Linked DNA regions of Mus musculus: region 1 is linked to region 2. Evidence: chromatin loops called from intact Hi-C (ENCODE). Cell type or tissue: left cerebral cortex. All regions are shown on one strand. Each heading gives the region's core, and the rest is flanking DNA. Links, peaks and the distances in the headings are about the cores only.

Region 1 (5,378 bases), core at 118-5,117, 140 kb after region 2:
ACCTCTAGCCTACTGCTCATCTGAAATATTTGGTGCCTCCTCCACCCTCCCCCCCCCATGTCCAATAAAGCAGCTTCAGCTGGATCCACACTCTGGCCACTGTCCCTACTTCCCTGCTAAGCCACACCACCCCCCAGTGCAAGCCACTGTCACCATATAAGGTGCCCAACATTATGAGCACATTATTTCCTGAGTCTCCCAGGTCCCATTTCTGTCACCCTACCCGCTCTCTCTAGTTGGGGGCAGGATGGCTGGCCAGTGAGCCACTAAGAATCTGCTGTTTCTGCCTCATTGATGCTCAGAGTTCAAGAGCTCACTCGCTCAGTTCGCTCACCCTCCTGCCTCACCTTTCATGTTTGTGTTGGAAATGGAACTCAGGTCCTGGCTCTTGCATGACAAGAACTTTACTCACTGAACGAGCTGTCTTCTCAGCCCCAGATCTGTTTAGTATGGAACCGCAGAGCCTTTGGAAAAATAGTTCAAGTCTCTTGTGCTCAGAACCACGCAACGATCTTCCACACCATGCAGAGCAAGGTCCCTCAAGATGGCCGACAAAGCTCTCTGTGATCTGCACATCCTCTCAGCTCCGTGCATTTGACCTTTGCCCTAGCAGCTCCGTCCTGCCCTTGAGACTGTGGGCTCCGTCTTCTGAGCTCTGCTCAGTCAGTAGATCCCAGAGCTCAGTAGATCACTCTCTCTAAACAGCTCCTCCACCACTTGTCTCCTGGACTGACAACCTCATCTCTACCATGGCTGTTCAAATTTTCTTTTGTCTGTGAAACCACCCTACACATCCCATTTTCCACTGCTGTGCACACCCTCTGAGGCATGCTCATTCCACTCTTGCCAGATCTACCTTACCTTTCATCTCTTCCCCAATTTTCAGAAAAAACAAAAGAAAACAAAACAAAAACAAAACAAAACAAAAAAACAAAACAAAACAAAACAAAAAAAACACCCAACATAGTAGACTTCGGAATTACAGTTAATGTTTTTCTATGCTCTGGAGACAAAATGAGTCTGTTCTGCCTACTGGTGGGCTCTGTGCACCATTCAGATGTCTGCCCTAGTTTGCTTCTCTGTTGCTGTGATAAAACATTGACTGAAGCAGACTTGGGGAGGAAAGGCTTTTCTTCCTCTTAAAGGTTACAGTCCATCATAGAGAGAAGCTACAGTAGGAACGCAAGGCAAGCGCTTGAAGCCGACACCACACACAGAGCACCACCATTTCCTGGCTTGCTCTCAGGCTCACAATTCAGTATCGTTCTCTTTTAGGCCAGGCCCACCTGCCTAAGGTTGGTACTGCCCCCAGTGAGCTAGGCCCTCTTATATCTCTCAGTAATCAAGAAAACTCCCCACAGACATCCCTGCAGGCCAAGCTGATGGAGGGGATTTTTCAATTTAGGCTTCCTCTTCCCAGGTATGTCAAGCTGACAACCGAGAAGCGCCATCATAGTGTCTGAGCAGACACTTAATAAAAGTGGAATGTCAAATGTTTGTCAGAGTTTGCCAGTGTGTCCAATTGGTACAACGAGGTGCGTGGCCCAGGACCAAGCAACAATGATACGAAGCCAGGAGTTCTTTGAGTTACATACAAGAGTTGTGTGAAGCTTCCCGAGGAGGGTAAAAAGAGGGCTCTTTCAAGGAACTCAGGACGGAGCTGGCAAGATGCCACCAAGCCTGACAACCTAGTTCCATCCCTTGGGATCCACATGGTAGAAGGAAAAAAATTGAATCCCTCATTGTCCTCTGACTAACACGCACGCACACATACATGCACACACACACACACACACACATGCATGCACCTACACATGCATGCACACATGCACGCACCATGACATGTATTTCCCCACACCCATACACAGTTAAATAAATAAGTATGATTTTATGGGTTTAAAAAAAAAAAGCCAAGATGAGTGGGCCTCACCAGGGTCCTCAAAGAAATAATTCTGAATACAGATGTTCAATAATAATAACAGAAATTCCCCTTTTAGTGTGTGACTCTTTTGAAGATGTGTATGCTGCCTTCCAGTGATGGACATGATGGACTTTAGGGTTCCCCATTCGTAGCTAAGAAAAGGAGGCTCAAAGAGACAGGCAGGCTTGACAAGTACATAGCTAGGAGGTGAGTGGGCCGCCACATTTGCCAAGGCTTGAATTCCCTCCCCGCTCCCATGAACTCCAGTATGACTCAGTGGCTGACAGAGGGAAGGACAAACATCAATAGCCTTGCGTAGTCAGAGCAGCTGGGGTTGTCGCTTTTCAGAAATAGCTAATCTGGAAGACTCTCCAGAGGCTGAGATCATTCCAAGAGATGCCAACTCGAATTCCTTCCTACAGTCCAGTCCCTGTTCAGGCACCCAGAACATTCTCTGGACGTTTGCAGAATGGAGTCTTTCAGTGACCTCACCAGAGGCCACCCTTCCCCTCTGTTCCCTATCCCAAAATGATGTCCCTTCCTCGAATAGTGAGCCGGCCTACTTGACTTCTGTTCTTCCCTCCCCTACCCCTTTGTGTGTATGTGCTTATGTGCAAGTGTGTATGCATGTGTGTGTGTACATGGATGACGGAGCCAGAGAACAGTTTCAGCTGCCATTCCTCAAAGGTTGTCCATCTTGTTTTCGAGACAACTCTTGCTTGGCCTGGGACTCAGCAAGTAGACTAACCTGGATGGCCAGTAAGCATCAGCACCTGCCGTCCTCCCCAGCATTTACAGAGGACCAGACTCGGGTCCCTCAAGCTTTGTAAGGCTTTACTGTCTAAACTATTTCTGCAGCTACATTTTAACTCCTCTCCTAGGAGGTTATAAACCCAATAATGGGCCTGGCAACGTAGCTCAGTGGATAAAGACACCTGCTCCAGGCCTGATGTCTTAAGTTCAATCCTGAAAACCCTGATGGTAGAAGGAGAGAACCGGCTTCCAAAAGTTGTCTTCTGACCTCCATGTGTATACCGTGGCATGTGTGTGCTGCCCCTGACACATGCATAAATTAATTAATGCAATAAAAAATTAAAGATCAATAATAATCAGAAGAGTGAGCCTGACATTTTAACTAAAACAATAGCATTGAAGGCCAAAGGGCTTCATGTTGACAAGACAGAGGCCACACTGAGCGCATTAGGCTGCCAGCAGAAGGGAGCTGTAACTGTGCCCAGCTGACAACAGCTGCATACAAAGCAGGCCATTCACACTAACAAGTTTTTTAGAATTCTATAGTGTGTAACTTGGACTCCTTGGGGTTGTTTTGTCTAAGTCCACGGATGCTGGCCCACCCTTTCGCCGGCAGGGGCTGTGGTGCCTCTAGAGTGCATTCACAGAAGTCCCCCAGAGCCGACCATCTTGGGAGGGATGCTCTTAATAAATACTACTGGAAATGCTTGCACTGCTGTGAAACTTATCATTTGGAATGCAACCCTGGGCTCTGTGTGTGTTCCGTTGTACAGTGCTGGTACTTGTTGCCTCTCTCTCTCTCTCTCACTCTCTCTCTCTCTCTCTCTCTCTCTCTCTCTCTCTCTCTCTCTCTCTCTCTGTGTGTGTGTGTGTGTGTGTGTGTATGTGTGTGTAGTGCTAAAAAAGACCCAGCCAGAGACAGGTGGTTCTCAGAGCCCCGCGGCTGAAGGGGCTCAGTCATATCCAGTCGATTCCCATGTGAGAATTCAGGGCTCAAATATGTGATCTCAAAGCTGGCACGGCAAGCCAGCATGGACACAATCCGAAGTCCACGGAGGCCTCCTTATGATTCCTGTAGAGTCAGTGATTCTCATCTAGTTGGCCTTTGCTCTGTGGTCCTCTGTGGGCCTGGTGCTCGGCTTTCATGTGCTTCTACTTGTTGCTTTGCTTGTTTGAGATGAGGTCTCAATATAGCCCAGGATAGCTTCAAATTTTCTATGTAGCTTAGGATGACCCTGAATTCCGATCCTCTTGCCTCCATCTCCCAAGTTCTGGGCTTTGAGGTGTGTGCCGCCACACATGAGGTGGATGTGGTGTGTGTGGTGCTGGGGACTGAACCCATGACTTCCTGCATGCCAGGCAAGCATACACTGAACCACATCCATTTTGCAGTGTTCAGCAGCTTCAGTCACTTTGGCACTCCCTCCGTCTCTCTTTTTCCTGGTGGGCACTCTCTCAATAGTTACACTGATAGTCGACCCTGAGCCCTTACTAAGCCATGGGCAAGGCAATCCGTGCTTCCCTGTAATGGCCGATGACTCCTCCTCCACATGCCTTCCCACCATCTCATGTCGTGTGATATGGTAATGGCCAGCCACAAGTACTATTTAGATTTAAGTCAAGGTTAACCTATATAAATAGAACTAAAACTTCAGCCCCGTTTGCATTAGTTATATTTCAGGTGGCCAGAGATAATAAGACACATGTTTTAAGAATACTGCTTCCAGCTGCCCTGGAAGAAACACTTTTCAAATCTGATTGGTCCACAGGCCAATAGTGAGTCTGGTAAAAAGATAAGAACTTTTTACTCCTAGAATAGAACTGTGCAAGCATGCTCACTATACCTTCTTTCAAACCTTCACGGGCCCAGGTTCAGAGCACTTGCCTTAAGTGTTCATCAAGCATAAGCACTGGACATGTGTGTATGTGTATATGTGTGTGTGTGTGTGTGTGAGAGTGTGAGTGTGTGAGAGAGTGTGTGAATGAGTGTGTGAGAGTGTGTGTGTGTGAGTATGTGAGAGTGTGTGAGAGTATGTGTGAGTGTGTGTGTGTGTGAGAGTATGTGAGTGTGTGTGAGTGTGTGTGTGTGTGCGCGCGCTCACTCGAGTGCATGCGTGCACGCCTGAGGGGGGGAGTTGTTGCTTGTGTGTGCCCATGTATGTGGAGGAAAGAAGACACTCCCAGATGTCACGCCTCAGGAGCCATCCACCTTACTTTTTGAGACAGGGTCTCTCACTGGCCTGGAGCTCATCAAGCAGCATAGATTGGCTGGCAGGCCAGTGAGCCCCTGGGATCTGCCTGTCTATGCCTCCCAGTTCTGGAGTTACAAACATGAGTCATTGATGCTGTGCTTGGTGTATTGGGGGAGGGTGTTGTCGTTTATTTATTTGGTTAATTTGTTGGGTTTTTTATATTTATTTTATCTATTTATTTTATATTTATTTTTATTTTATTTTACCTAAATGAATGCTTTGCCTGCATGATTATCTGTGAACCCTGTGTGTGCTCAGCGCCTGCAGAGGTCAGAAGATGTTGGCTCCTCTGAAACTGGAGTTAAGGATAGTTGTGAGCCACCTTGTGAGTGCTGGCACTAGAACCCATGTCACATGCAAGAGGAACAAGTGCTCTTAGCTGCCGAGCCATCTCCCCTGCCCCTGTCTTTTCGATGTGGGTTTTGGGAACAGATTCAGGCTGTCGTGTACTT
Region 2 (5,378 bases), core at 221-5,220:
ACAATTCTAGCTCTTCACCCAGGTACTCACATGTCCTAGATCTGTGATTTGGGATCACTGTCAACCTCTCGGAGCCTCAGTTTTGTTTTCTCTAAATTAGGAACAAGCGACCTGAAAGTCATAGAAACCAAGTCTAAGGAAGAGAGGGAGGAAGGAAGACAAGAACAGAGGTAGAAGAGAAAGGAGGGATGGAGAAATGAGGGAAAGAAAGATGGGACTGTAAGATAGAAGGGCTGAGGGGAAACAGGGAGGAAGGAAAGAGAGTGAGTGGGTAGCTCGCCACCAATTCACACCCAAAGTGTGAGGAGAGGAGATCTGATAGGCTGGGTGAGGAGCCCCTCCTTCAGCCTGGAAAGTTCAGAGATTTGAGCAAGCAGAGAGCTGAGGGAAAGTTGGTCAGGCTGAGGGGGAAGGGAGCAGATCTGGTCCGACTGATAGGAAATGCAGGAGTGATGAGCCTGGCAGAGGTTGCTGGTGGCCTTGGATGCTGGGCTGGCCTTTGTGTCCTAGGCAGCGGGAAGCTGAGAGGAAGACTAGACGAAGCTGAGGCCACTGTGTGGTACACTGTGTGAGGCCAGGCCACCTTTCCCAGCACAAGTCTCCCTGGCTCTGGAGAGGTGCAGACCAGGGGTCATCGACACACCCGTAGGAGTGGCCTCCTCAGACCTTTGGATTTCTAGAGTTTTCCTAACTGGGACCCCCTGGACTTTAGGAACAGCTCTTTTGCTTATGTAGTGACCTTAGGGCAGGCAGTCATCACAAAACCCCAGGGTGACTGATTGGGCCATACCTCTGAAGAATTAGAAGCAGGAAACCCAAAAAGTCAGGCCTGTGGCTCTGTTTCCCTCCCTCTTTTCTTCTGTTCCTCTCTCCTTGTCCTGCCCGTCCTCACTGGCTCTGGTTTTAAAGGACAAGTGGCTCTACATGCTCCTGTCCCGAACTCCCCCTATAGGAACCTGGGAGCGAAACTCAGCCTGGCTTGAGGGTCCCAGGAGAAGCTGATTGGCTACACAAAGCAATAGATGGGCATCAGCTATTGCTGGGAGAGGCCCCTCCATCTCCTAACCCCTCCAGTTTTGCAGCACGTTAGGATAGTCTTTAGACAACATGGCTCTTAGAGGAGGGGATACCATTTAAGGTTGTCTCTTCTGTGTAAACCCCCACGCAGAGTTATTATGTGCATGACCCAAGTGAGTTGTGAGAGGGGGTCCACACTCAAGGCAGAACTCACAGGTTTCTGTACTTCCTGGTTCAGAAGAGAGCAATGGCTTAGGAAAACTCCACAAAATCCTAGTATCTTGTGATTATAGCCAGTGAAGGCAGGGAGAGAGTCTGAGTGGAGCTCAGGAGGGGCATGGCAGGTTGGGCCTCTGCCATGGCTTCGTCTTGGGTTCTGGTCTGGACCAAGGCCAAGATTTACTTTGGTAAAGTGTTTGTCACACAGGCATGAGAATCTGAGTTTAATCCTTGGAACCCACACAAGGAACCACAGCAGCCGGACATAGTGAGGTGTGTTTCAAACACGAACTCTAGGGAACAGAGACAGGCAGATCCTGGGCTCGCTGGCCAGCTCTGAGCAAGGACTTCTGAGGAGCTCGGGCTGTTCTTTTGCTTCTCAGGTTCCTTCCTACAGCACCTGTGCGAGGAGCCCCAGAGGTTTGGCCATTCTCCCTCAGTGGGGATGAGGCTTTCTACTTTTTTTTTGGCTCATACGCTGCCTGAAACTGGGTTTCTAAGGGAGATCTTCTAGACTCAGAAGACTCTGCAAGCTTTCTCGTGCATAACGCATTCCTGAAATGGTAGAGGAGGCCAGCTGCAACTGAGGGACACGAGAAAGCATCGTACTGGGTGGGTGTGAACAACATAGGCTTCTGCTTCTATGTGGTGGCCAGCTCGTCGGGGAGAGGCTGTGACTGTGCCCAAGCATACAGCCTCTGGACCTACTTAGTCAGGATCTCAAGCCAAAGTTTGAGTCTCCCAAGCCTCAATTTTCTCATCTGTCTATTGGAACAACAATGGAGGAAGGAGAGGCCATGGTCCACAGAATTTAAAGAGACCAGGGGAGAGCAGCTGGTGCTGACAGGCTCAGCGATGCTTTGTTTTCATTACCAATTGGCTCTCCAAAGCCTCAGCCCAGCCTCGCCTACCTAATTGGCAGCTGTGTTGCATCTAAGATAAGGACCACTACTTTTGGACTCCTACCCCCAAGGTCCCCCTCTAGGATTTATCTTGGGTCTTACCTTCCCTGTGGATGCTCCTTGCAAGAGTCAGTGAACCTTATCATCCCTTTGGGGTCAGATCCATCCTCCTTTGCCACAGCTTTGCAGTGGATCTAGGAGTGAAACTCTCCCTCCCTTTGCCTCCACACTCATGTGCCCCTAGGAGGCCAGCAGGACACTCTAACACAGTCTATGTACCTCAGTGGTGGAACCTCAGTTGTGTTGTGTATCAAGTGGAGGGAGTAACACAAAGGACTTTCCTCAGTAGAGTACAGTGACATACTGCCTAGGAAGGGCTCCCTAATGGTTGGCTATTGCTGTAAATGAAAATTTCAAAATCATGCACATGCTAATGGCTGCATAAACTTCTCTTGTGTGGGTAGATGGTGATTTATTTAACCATCTCCTTGCTTTGGGGGCACTGTGGCTGTCTTTAGTTCTTTGCCGTTACAAATAATTCCACAGCGGACATCTTGTATATAAATCTTTCCATTTATTTCTGATTACTTCCTCAGAAGAGCTCCCCGAGTATTGCCTGTCTTAGAACAAAGTCCTGTCGCCCAGATTTTTCAATGATGCCCTTTGAAATGAAAGCAAAGCCTATTTTCCGTCAGAGAGAGAGAGAGAGAGAGAGAGAGAGAGAGAGAGAGAGAGAGAGAGAGAGAAAGAGAGAGACATATGGAATGGGTTAGGCGAGACTCGGTTTGGGGAAAAGGCAGAAATAGGTTCAAGATGGGATTAGACGTGTGTCAGGATGCCTGACACGGTGCCAGTTACAAAGCTTTCCTCCCAGCTCCTGGCTGGAGGAGAGGCAGGGTCTCGGTCCTCAGGGAGCGCTGATCTCTCTCTGAGACAATTTCAAGGGGCTTTGATGTTCTGAGCGTGGGAGAAACTCAAGTCGTGCGGCTAGCACTGCACTCCTCCAACCAGAAGGGGGCGGTGTGGTCTGTTTCTGTCAGCAGCGAGGCCTTGGCTTTGTTGCTAAGATTGCTCCTTAAAACTTTGGCTCATGTTTGCTATATTTCTCCTGTCTGTTTTTCTTCCCTCCCTCCCACCTTTACACTTTTCACTATCACTTAGATTGCCTTTTTTTCCCCCACCCATTCACTCAGGAGGAAGCTAACATATGCTTGCCTAGGCCAGACATCAAGACTGCTTTCAGACCCGCGCTGGATCCCAGCATGCTCAGAGACTCTGCCTCACACACATCAAACAGATTAAATACTTTTTTTTTCCTGTGAAAAATTATGACTTATTTTTATAACTTTGCTTTTGAAATTCTTTGGCTACAAGTAATTCATTTGATGTAGAATTGGCTTTGATTTCTCAGCAATTATCAGGGGGGCTCAGGAATTCTTGCAAAGTGAGAAAAATCTAACCTGCACATCGTTCTGAAACGTAATGAAATTTTTACGAATACTAAATGAAGCCCTTAATGAGGCTGATGGAAGATTTTGTTTGGGAGACATTTCATTAAAATTTTATTAATTTCCATTGTAAAGTTTCCCCTTTATGTTTCAGAGCCAATGGTTTTGGTGTGTGTGTGTGTGTGTGTGTGTGTGTGTGTGTGTGTGTGTGTTGATTTTTATCTCAAACCCTCTAGTGCCTAATGGATAGAGTGTTCTACCCAGCTTGGGACTGAAGAGTCTGCTCTTTGCACAGAGCCTCCAGGACTCCAAGAGACTGAAAAGTCAAAGCACTGTTATCATGGAATGTGTCAGAGAACCCTGAAAAAAACACCGAGGAAAAGGTGGCCAGTGTGTAACTGGAGTTCCAGCATAGAAGACCCGGTTCTCACACAGCCTTAAAAGGCTAGGCTCAGCCATTGGTCTGAATACACCATAAGACATGTAATCCTGAAAAGCAGAGAAAGATTTTATCAACTGTCTGGAAGAAGGAAGTTCAATGGCCATGAATCTGTCCTCAGGACACCTATGTGAACTTTAGATTTAAGTAGAGGAAGAACTGGACGGGGTGGGAGGGGAGGCGTGCATAACTAAGCAGTCTTGAGCAAGGTGTGGTCCTACAAAGTGGTCCAATAAATAGAGTCTATGATCTGGTCTGTGTCACCTGATCAGATACAAGGTGTGCCGTTTCCATGGTAGATATTTTTGTTTTCATCTTGTAGGTCATTCATCCTGCAGGGACTGGCCATCCCTGGAATCTAAGGTGACTGCAGGTTTAGGACAATGAGTTAGTTATCTTTGTGTTTCCAGTCTGGAAGAGGAAAGAAATAGGGTAGGTAGCCAGACACTCTCTGAGTGGGTAATGTGTCTATGAAGAGTCAATCATGAGTCTGACCAGAAATAAAAGAGGCACACACACAAAACACAACCAGAGAAGTTGGGCTTTCCTCCCGCCTCAAGGCTTGTAAGACTTGTACCTTGTAGTGAGGCTGCTTGCTCTCACTGTCAGCTTGACAGAACCTAGAGTCACCTGGGAAGAAGAAGGAATCTCAATTGAAGAGCTGCCTTGAAAGATTGGCCTATGAGGAACTGTCTTGATGGATGGTTGATGTAGACCCAGCCTACCATGGGCAGCACAATCCCTAGGCAGGTTGTCCCAGGCTATATATTACAACTGGTATTGAGTAAGCCAAGAAGTTCCTTCACGGTTTCTGCTTCAGATTCCCTCATTGATAGATTGTGAACTGGCAAACTAGAGGGGCTTTTTCCTTTTTCTTTCTTTCTTTCTTTCTTTTTTTTTTTTTTTTTTTTTTTTTTTTTTGCTTTTTACCCGAAGTGGCTTCTAAGGGCCTATTCTTCCCAAGACTAGCCCAAGTGAAATCTGAACTTTTCTAAGTGGATCGGATTGTGCAAGCAAGGGCCCAGAAAGTGTCCACATTAGAAAAGAACCTACCAGAAAACACAGCTGGCTGGCCACTTTGCTTAACCCAAGCTAAACTCCAGAGCCTTGTTCCCCGTAACCTTGCTGTTTCCTGGGAGCTCCTCTGACCTCCTGAGTCAGTCAGAACCTTTACTGCAGTGAGATTGCTTTGACTTATGCTTTTCACAGGAGACTCTGGGGGAACAGGGCCAGAGGGAAGGCCAGCGAGGGGTGGGAATTAGAGAGGGAGTGTCATCTGTCCAGGAAAAAGGCAGAGCAGAGCTACAATTGCCCCTCAAGCTGGTTTCAAGTTTGGCCTGAAAGTCTAGACCC

What was found. Hi-C counts contacts between places; a loop is a spot of excess contacts. Peaks named below come from ENCODE experiments on the same cell type or tissue, not always from the same donor. Only the 100,000 strongest peaks of a DNase experiment are listed, where the experiment ranks them.
Region 1: a loop joins it to region 2, with 2.4 times the contacts of the local background. A loop is called at or near these places in 3 of 42 quality-filtered maps.

The regions. Positions count from the first base shown.
Region 1 is chr9:61,551,662-61,557,039 of GRCm38, reverse strand. No RefSeq gene overlaps it. Among named protein-coding and RNA genes, the nearest start is that of Gm39350, 41 kb to the left of the region's middle. In left cerebral cortex, for the core only: a CTCF peak has its summit at 3,245; DNase peaks (open chromatin) are centred at 1,627, 2,220 and 3,206; H3K27ac peaks cover 550 bases.
Region 2 is chr9:61,695,874-61,701,251 of GRCm38, reverse strand. No RefSeq gene overlaps it. Among named protein-coding and RNA genes, the nearest start is that of Gm34770, 37 kb to the right of the region's middle. In left cerebral cortex, for the core only: a CTCF peak has its summit at 3,135 (motif pointing right); DNase peaks (open chromatin) are centred at 1,835 and 3,192.